Linked DNA regions of Homo sapiens: region 2 is linked to region 1. Evidence: read pairs that join two places in POLR2A ChIA-PET (ENCODE). Cell type or tissue: PC-9. All regions are shown on one strand.

Region 1 (5,000 bases):
TTTTGAGCTGGATAATCCTTTGTGTGAAGGGCTGACCTGTGCGTTGTAGGATGTTTAATAGCATCCCTGATCTCTAGGTGCCAGCGACACTCACCTAGTCATGACAAGGAAAAATGTCTCCAGACATTGCCAAGTGTTTCCTCGGAGGCAAAAATTGCTCCTGCTTGAGAACCAATGCTTCTTATTTTTTTTTAAATTGGTTTAGTTTATTTTTACCACCAAGAAATTAAAATATATCCTTTTATTGCTTCCCTTCTCCCCTAGAGGATATATGAAAGCTATGCAAGAGAATATGAAAAAAAAAAAAAACAAAAACCCAGAGAAAATGCCTTAAAATTTTGTTTCTCTTCCTATGTCTTTTAAATTGTGTACTGGGTTGAACAGTGTCCCTCCCAAATTCTTGTCCACTCCAATTTGGAAACAGGGTCTTTGCAAATGTAATTAAGATGAGATCATATTGGATTAAAGTGGGCCCTGTATCCAATGACTGGTGTTTTTGAAAGAGGTGGGGACACTCAGAGACAGACACAGAGGAAAGAAGCTCAAGTGAAGACACAGGCAGAGATTGGAGTGACAAATCTACAAGCCAAGGAATGCCAAGGATAGCCAGGAGCCACCGGAAGCTAAGAGGGAAGGAAGGCTCCTCCCCTAGAGGTTTCCCAGGGAGCATGGCGTGTGGCACATGGTGTGTGGCACCAGCCTCCATAACTGTGAGAGAGTACACTCTTGTTTTAAGCCACCCAGTTAACGGTAATTTTTAGTAATTGCAGCCCTAGGAAACTGATACGAATGGTAATTTTATAATTGCTTTTAGTTTTTTATTAACATGTGGGCTTTCTGCTCAGACTCCCTGCTTTTCAGAACTGGTATCCACTTCCAGCCAAAGATTAGCCTTTGCCCCATGCTTCTCTACCACTGGAGTTACTTCAAACACCACCACCTAAATAAAGCTCAGTTCCCACTGCACCAACAAGCCACAGCCGAGAGTTCTGTGCAACAAATGCGTTTCTGAAGTTCCGGAAGCCTGGACATAGCAGTAATTCCAGGACAAGACAGTTGGACAGCCCGCGGGGGTGGGGGTCAGGAGGAATGGCTCCCCAGACTCCTGAACAGAGGATGGTGACCCAATCAGGGAACACGTCTCAACCCAACATTGAAAGGACAAAGGTGAGGCTTTTGGTTAGAGTCCAGAGAAAAATATTGGGAGTCCAGTCCATGGATAATGGGTATAGGAACAAAAGGGAGGAGGAATTGGGGGAACGGGGGAGGGAAATGGGTTGGGAGGGCGGGAGGAAGGAGGATGGGAGGAGAAGCTGGACAGCTGAATCCTTTCAAGGCAAGAGCAAAACTATCTTAATTTACCATAGGCAAAAACAAAAAAGTAAGATTATGCAACATCTTTAATGACAGTGTTTCTGTCACTCACCCTGATAATAGTAATTATGTCTATTATGCAGATATGGTGGTGGGGGTGCTGTCCCGGAGCCACACACCCTGAGGGGATTGATGGGGGAGGTTTAGCGTCCCCACATAGAGCCTGGGAGGTCTGGACGTTCTCATTTATAATCCTACAAATACAGTTTCTTATAAAATAAACTCCCCAAATGAGCCAAAAGGGGTAGACATTTTCTCCTCTTGAAGCTGCATCCTCAATTTATCCTATGTTTGTTTTTCTGACGTTAGAGGGGGCTAGGTGTTTGCCTGGCTTGATCTTTAGCCAAAACAAATGATTCGCACACATGTGTTTGGAGGGGAAAGAAGTGAATGTATTCCTTGTCAAGAGAAAAACTCAGAAATTCATCTAAATCTTAGATGAGGGATGAGGGTGTGGGGTGGAAGTGCCCAATTCCCAGGACAGCCAGAGAGCAAACAGTGCCTGCTGTTGGCGTCAGAAACTTTCACTTCATTCAGAAAACATTTAATCATCACGTAGTGTGTACCAGACACTGCTACAGGGGCTGTGGATATAAAAATAATTATTTAAAGGGGTATATGGTTTAGTAGGAAGATGAATAATTATAAATCATCATTCATTTATTCATCCAACCTTCAGATAGTTGAGTCTCTCCCATGTGCCAGAGTCTGTTCCAAATACTGAGAGTCCAAGGGTAAACAAAGCAGATGAAGGCCACACCCTCTCTGGATGTAATAGAGGAGGTATGGGTCGAGTGGATGGAGGATGCTTCATTCTGCCTGGAGGAGTCAGTGAAGCTTTCTTAGCACATCGCTAAAAGCTTGGAAGGCACAGAGGAGCCACTGCTGACTATTCTTTTAGCTGTGACTTTAGAATTTTTGCAAACTTTTTATATGACTGTTCTCACCATTGTACTTCCTGATAATCCTAAAGTGATCTGGCACTGGAAACACAGCATCTCATCTGTGTTGAGGAGGAAATTTTACTATGATGTTTTTTGTAATCCGTCTTCTCAGCCTACGTGCTTCTGCTATACAGACTCTAAGTCTAGCCACTCTCAAGGTGTCCGTTCTTGGGCTGAGCACAGCGGCTCACACCTGTAATCCCAGCACTTTAGAAGGCCAAGACGGGAGGATCACTTGAGGCCAGGGGTTTGAGATCAGCCTGGGCAATATAGTGAGACCCCCTGCCTCTACAAAATACTTTAAAAAATTAGCTGGGCGTGTTGGCACACACCTGTAGTCCCAGCTATTTGGGAGGCTGAGGTGTGAGGATCACTTGAGCCCAGGAGTTTGCTATGATTCCACCACTGCAGTCCAGCCTGGGTAATAGAGCTGTCCCAAAAATAAATAAATAAATAAAAACCAAAAAAAACCCACACCCCAAGCCAAAACAAAAACCAATGTCCACTTCCCACTGCTTACTCATGATCCCTGAGCTCCACACCCTCTGTCTACCTGCAGGCGGGATGACTCCCAGCCACCTTGCCCAGCCAGGAGCTATGCGACATTCCAAAATCCTCTCCATTGCTTGCAACAGACTCCCTGTTACTGTGACCAGGACAGAAACCTGTGCTTACCTAGCTTGACCTTTGTATTTGCACAGGACTTGAGGAGCCGGGGGAGGAAGTGGGTGGCTTCTCAGATCCACTGGGCCATAGTCCCACATGGAGTTTGTGGCCAGGCAGCAGGAGGTGGGAAGGGACATGGCCTATGGTGGAGGCAGAAAGAGGGGGAGACTCCTTTCTCTGGCTATTCCCCAGGGGTTTGTCCTCGAGTTCTCCAACCTTCTCTACCACAAAGCTTAGATAAGTTTCCGATTCTTAGGCTTTGAGGATCCATTAGAGGATTCAAAACAGAAACGACTGGACAGCAGCTGGCCTAGGGATCAGCGAGAGAGAGGGAGAGCGAGGGAGGGTGCCCACGCTACAAAGTCCTTCCTATCTCCAGAGGTCACTGGCTCCTGGCAGGAGGGACAGGCCTTTCTGCTTCAGGGCTCCCGTTTCTGACTGTGGTGTAGCTGTTTTCTGTCATGGCCTGCAGGCTTCGAGGCAGAAGGCTGGGGGCTGGCCTGTGAGTGCTCTGGGGTGTGAGAGATGCAGTGTCTGTCCCCACGTCTCTTGCTAAATGAAACATGCTCACCTAATACTCAGTGGTCGGCTCCTTCTGTGCCAGGGTTACACCCTAAACCCCATGGGGAGAGACTTCTGAGCCGGCTCTCTGTCCACCCTGTTCCTCGGCAGGGCCTCAAGGCATGCTTCACCTCCTGCCTCCTGTCCAGATCCCTGTCAATCCTGCAACGTAGACATCCGAGGGCCATCACTAATGCACCGGGTGTCCTCCTTCTGCCTGGGCATGCATTTTTAATTAATGTTTATATCAAGACTCAGGTGACACAGCCCTGCCCCCTTCTCTGTCCTCATGGAACTGAAGTCAACTATAAGCTGTTATTTTACTCAGAGAGCTCTCTCCAGCCACCTCCCGGTGAAGCAGCACTTGCTACTTATTTTAAACCTATTCTGAATATTTTAAAGATTTTTTAAATGGTTATGGAGTTAACTTTAGACTAGTGCCTTCATCAAATTGCTGGAAGAATTCTTGTAGATTGATAATTCCAGGCTGCTAGGTGTGATGGCTCCAGGCAATAATCCCAGCACTTTGGGAAGCCAAGGTGGGAGGATTGCTTGAGGCCAGGAGTTTGAGACCAGTGTGAGCAGCATAGTGAGACTTTTTCTCTACAAAAAATACAAAAATTAGCCAGGTGTGGTGGTATGAGCCAGTAGTCCCAGCTACTCAGGAGGCTGAGGCAGGAGGATCACTTGAGCCCAGGAGTTTGAGGCTGCAGTGAGCTTCAATCATACCACTGCACTCCAGCGTAGGCAACAGAGTGAGACCCTGTCTCTATGAGGAAAAAAAATTCCAGACTCCCAATTTTATAGTTGAACAAATGAGATCCAGAGATGTTAAGTCATTTTCTTGAGGTCACACAGCATGTCTGCAGCAGGACCAGAGTGAAAACCCAGGTCCTCTGAGTCCCAGGCATTTGCCCCTTCAGCATGCTATGATGCCTCTTAAGTGATAAATTTAAATCCTGTAATTCTAAATCAATGCATGAAACAAATCTTTAAAATGCCCAGATCTCCAAGAGAAATAGTGAAGTATGGTCATTCATGTGAGGGTGAGCAATAGTTATCATTACTGTCATTAGGTTCCTTTGTTATTTTAGACCTGTAGAGAGATAAAGAGATTTAAGTTCTTAAAGCATAATCCACATAGTTCAGAGAGAAGAATAAGAGAAAGTATAAAATAAAATCTCAAAGAAATGAGAACCTGGAACAGAAACCACAGTCATGGGAGCCTGGATGGGGAATACCACCAAAGGTGGAAATGCAGAGAGGCCCCAGGGTATATTGGAACTGGGCAAGGACCCTGGAGACCAAGACATCGATTTGAATCCCAGTTCGGGCATTTACTAACTGTAATTTTTTTTTTTTTTTGAGACAGGGTCTCACTCCGGTTGCCCAGGCTATTGTGCAGTGGTGCGATCTCGGCTCACTGCAGCCTTGACCTCCTGGGCTCAGCTGACC
Region 2 (5,000 bases), 980 kb before region 1:
GCTTAAACAACAAAAATGCCTTTCTCACAGTTCTGGAGGCTGGAAGTCCGAAATCAAGATGGTGGCAGGGTTGGTTTCTCCTGAGGCCTCTCCTTGGCTTGCAGATGGCTGCTTTCTCCCTGCATCCTCACATGGCCTGTTCTCTGGTGTTTCTTCCCACTACCCCACCCTGTCACCTCATTTAACCTTCTTCACCTCTTTAAAATCCCTGTCTCTGCCGGGTGCAGTGGCTCAAGCCTGTAATCCCAGCGCTTTGGGAGGCCGAGGCAGGCAGATCGTGAGGTCAGGAGTTCAAGACCAGCCTGGCCAATATGGTGAAACCCCATCTCTACTAAAAATAGAAAAATTAGCTGGGCATGGTGGCGCACATCTGTAGTCCCAGCTACTTGGAAGGCTGAGGCAGCAGAATCGCTTGAACCCAGGAAGTAGAGGTTGCAGTGAGCTGAGACTGTGACACTGCACTCCAGCCTGGGCGACAGAGTGAGACTCTGCCAAAAAAAAAAAAAAAAAAAAGCCCTGTCTCCAAATGCAATCACTTTGGGGGTGAGGGCTTTAACACATGAATTTTGGGAAGACACATTTCAGTCCATACGAGCCTCATCCAATAAGCTGAAGGTCTTAAGAGCAAAAACAGGTTTCCTAAGGAAGGAATTCTGCCTCAAGACTGAAACATGGAAATCCTGCCTGAGTTCCCAGCCTGTCTTACAAAGTTTAGACTTACCAGCCTCCATGATCATGTGAACCTCACTCTTTTTGTTTGTTTGTTTGTTTTTTGAGATGGAGTCTTGCTCTGTTGCCCAGGCTGGAGTGCAGTGGCATGATGTTGGCTTACTGTAACCTCTGCCTCTTGGGTTCAAGCAATTCTGCCTCAGCCTCCCGAGGAGCTGGGATTACAGGCACTCACCACCACGCCCAGCTAATTTTTGTATTTTTAGTAGAGACAGGGTTTCCCCATGTTGGCCAGGCTGGTCTCAAACTCCTGACCTCGTGATCCACCTGCCTCGGCCTCCCAAAGTGCTGGGATTACAAGCGTGAGCCACCGTGCCCAGCCAGAACCTCATTCTTTAAATCAAATCTCTTTATGTCTATCATATGTATATTTTATATGTGATATATACTTTATAGATATATTTTAAATATATATGGTATATATGTAATAGAATATCTATAACTATATCGTATTAGTTGTGTAGTTGAACATATATAGTTGGATTTTCTCTAGAGAACCGTGACTGATACACTTGGTAATTATCTTAGTTTTCTCTTTAAAGAACCCTGTGAGGGAAGAAGGGGAAATGTATTACCCCTTTTTTCCAGTTGAGGAAACAGTTTCAGTATGTCAAAATGACTTGGTGACTCTCAGAGGTTACAGAGCTCGAGAGGGCAGTGCCATGCACGCCTTTCTTCTGGCCTCTCACCTGGGGCTCTGTAGGTCATGCTGCCCAGAGGCTGAGGGCACCAGATCTGGGGAGTCAGGGCATGCTCCGTGAGTGGAGCCGGGTTGAAGAGAAAGTGGTGGGAATGTCAGTGAGAGTAGCTCATTGAATATACATTTTATTCAATAGGGACTGGCCTTTTGAAAGTGAGCCCCTTTTGGTAAAATGGAAACTCATTTTATTTCATTAGATAACACATTTTATCAGTCTTTGGTGGTCAGTGCTCCTTGCCACTTGATCTTGTCCATTGGCCTTATAAATGATCTCAACTGTGACTCTGGGCTACTGATTAAGTCTGCTAAACATTGGGGATTTTTTGCCTCTAGCAATGCTAAAGAAATCAAGTGTTTTGCTGGTAAGTGACTAATCCATCTGAATATATTAATTACTACATGAACTGCTAAAGCTTTTAGAACACTCTAAGAATATTTTAAGAATACCTTGGTAAAGAAACATCTTCCCCATGACTGTTCTTTTCATGGCCAGGAGAATGTCTCACACCAGAGGAAAACCTCTGTGTTAGACACATCGAAATAAGAACTCAAAAAATTAGAATTAAGTTAAGTGATCATTAAATGTTTGATGAATGAATAAATGAATGTTCTTTCACTGTGTTAGATATGAGTTCAAATTTCTTTTCAAATAATCAATATGTCAGTATGTTTAATTCTTTTCCTTCTACTTTTAAACTTGACTTCCTCATAAAGCAACCTTTTTTGATTATCTGCTGTACCCTGACTCATTCCAATCACCTGCTCCACCCTGACTCATTCCGATTACCTGCTCCACTCCCGATTACCTGCTCCGCCCTGACTCATTCTCCATCCTGACTCATTCTCCACCCTGCATAACCATTTCTTTCCCGCCAAACCACTCACACCTGTCACTCTCTTTAAAGTAGCCAATCGGAATTAGTTTAACCTGTGCGATCTAACCTTAGCCAATAGGGGATCGACACAGCAGCAAGGGCCACGTGCGTCAGGGATAAGAACCCCTTTCCCTCCCTTGTCCAGGTGTGCACTCACCATTGCTCCATCTGTAAGGGCACACCCTTCTATAGAAGTAACTTGCCTTGCTGAGAATTAAAAAGAAAATTTTATATTCGAGTGCTATTTCTTTTGTGGCACCGAAACTTTATTTATAATAACTGGCTTCCCCTCCATCTTGGATTTTGTTTTAAATGAAGGGAAATAGTACCTTGGCTACATGTAGCCACCTTAGATCTTTCAGAGAAGTTAGACACATCGAAATAAGGACTCAAAACATTTCTCTCTTCTGATATAAGTACTAGTCGTTGTCTGTTGTTCTTGTTGACAGAACATTCCATCCAATAGCTTCAGAATACACATTCTTCTCAATAGCACATAGAACAGTCTCCAGAATAGTAATAGGTTAGACCACAAACCAAGTCTTAACAAATTTTAAAAAATAAAAATCATATCAAGTATCTTTTCTGACCACACTAGAATAAAACTAGAAATGAATAGCAAGAGGAACTTTGTATTTGTATAAGTACATGGAAATTAAGCAACCCAGTGACAAATCAGAGAGTTACAAGTGTGGATGGTGTATGTCCACAAACCCAACATGTCTCATGTATAACCAGAGAAAATCCTTCAAAGGCAGGCCAAGGAAATGAGGGAGAATGTTCATAGCAGCACTGTTTGTAAACCCCCAGTCTGGAGCACACTCCATGTTCATCACCCATAGAGTGACACAGACATCGTGGTGCAATTATGGGAAGGAACGCTGTGCCGCAGTGAAAATGAATAAACTCCAGCTGCACACATCAACAGAGATAGATCTCACAAACTACCATGAGCGGAAGAAGCAAATCTCAGAACAAGTTACATAGACCTCAAAGACAGGCCAAACAAAACTCTCTTTTTCCTGATGTATACATGGGTGGTAAAATCATAAAGAAATGCAGGGAATTATCATAAAAGTTAGGATGATGGCTGCCTCTGAGGGGATGGAGGCAAGGGAGGGAAGGAGAGTCCAGAGATGGCTTCTAAGGCACCAGCTCTGTTCTGGTTCTCAATCATAGCAGTAGGAATTCAGGTTCCTGCTTCTTTAGACTCTAAAATAGATAAATTGTATATATGCTGCTGGATGTTTATTTCACAATAAACATGAAGGTTAGGCTGGGTGCGGTGGCTCATGCCTGCAATCCCAGCACTTTGGGAGGCTGAGGCAGGAGGATCACTTAAAGTCAAGAGTTTGAGACCAGCCTGGCCAATAAGGTGAAACCCTGTCTCTACTAAAAATACAAAAATTAGCTGGGTGTTGTGGTGTGCGACTATGCTCCCAGCTACTCAGGAGGCTGAGGCACGAGAATCACTTGAACCCAGGAGTGGGAGGTTGCAGTGAGCCGAGATTGCACCACTGCACTCCAGACTGGGTGACAGAACAGGTTCTGTCTCAAAAAAAAAACAAGAAGGTTAAAAAATAAACATAAATATATAGTATGTCTTACTCTAATACACACATTCATATATCTGTGTGTATGTGGATACACTAAAACAAAAATTTCACAAAGAAATGTATCTTTATTACGAGAAGTACACTCATATTTTAATCCTATTCTATTTGTTCCCATTTTTAAATGCCAGTTGTAAACTACTAAGCTGATTTCAGAATCCACTAATGGATTACGACGTATAATTTAAGAACACTGCTTTAGACTAATGATAAATACCACTATTCCTCCTTGCTTAGCTCAGAAAGGCGATTTGAAATATTTGGTAAAGCCCAATGTAGCAAGGGCAGCCCTTATTCTCAGAAGGGATTCACCTCTTTTGATCCGACATTTGCATTTCAACAGCTGAGCTTTTCCCCTGGGAAGCTCGTCCAGTAAGTGGTTGCTGGTTATTGTATTGCAGATTCAGATGCTCTTATCATCTTTTTCAAACAGTTGAAGAAGAAGAAAAAAAAAAGACCCTATGCAACAGTTTAGGGGCTGTGTTTCTGGGGTGGAATAACAGCATTGCCAAGAGACAAAGTATATCATCAGGAAATAAGCAACAGAAACTATTTGCAGAGGCAGCAGGAGTAAGAACTATAGCAGGCACACCCAAAAGACAAGGAATGCTGAGATGAAAATGGAGCTGGGATAGCGCATCCCATGAAGAGAACTTTGTTCAGTGCTGTCCTGCTGTGGTTGGCAAAATATGTCCAAGGTATGGCTTGTGGATGGAAGAGCTGCTTGCTGGCCGGATAACAGGGTGGCAATAGAAATAATCAATAGACAACGGGGGAACAATAGACAATCCTTCAGTGCCTAGATTACTCAGAACATTCCTCTCCAGTGATTCAGCTTTAGCTTTTTTTTTTTTAAAGCAATGTCTTGCTCTGTTGCCCAGGCTGGAATGCAGTGGCATGATCTTGGTTCACGACAACCTCAACCTCCTGGGATCAAGAATCTTCCTGCCCCAACCTTCCAAGTAGTTGGGACTATAGGCATGTGCCACCATGCTTGGCTTATGGGCTTTTTTTTTTGTCAGTTATGGAGTCTCAATTTTTTGCCCAGGCTGGTCTTGAACTCTTGGCCTCAAGAGATTCTCC

What was found. ChIA-PET counts read pairs that join two places held together with the same protein. Peaks named below come from ENCODE experiments on the same cell type or tissue, not always from the same donor. Only the 100,000 strongest peaks of a DNase experiment are listed, where the experiment ranks them.
Region 2: POLR2A ChIA-PET joins it to region 1 with 5 read pairs; 1 of 35 experiments calls an interaction of 5 or more read pairs at or near these places.

Annotation. Positions count from the first base shown.
Region 1 is chr13:44,892,590-44,897,589 of GRCh38, reverse strand. It overlaps LOC105370187 (a long non-coding RNA gene), which reads left to right and starts at 825. Exons shown (of 4, transcript XR_941934.4): 1 at 825-1,167. In PC-9, no CTCF peak of the experiment used is centred here; a DNase peak (open chromatin) is centred at 2,939; H3K27ac peaks cover 1,243 bases.
Region 2 is chr13:45,873,418-45,878,417 of GRCh38, reverse strand. No RefSeq gene overlaps it. Among named protein-coding and RNA genes, the nearest start is that of SIAH3, 24 kb to the right of the region's middle. RefSeq lists an enhancer at 3,790-4,418. In PC-9, no CTCF peak of the experiment used is centred here; a DNase peak (open chromatin) is centred at 2,267.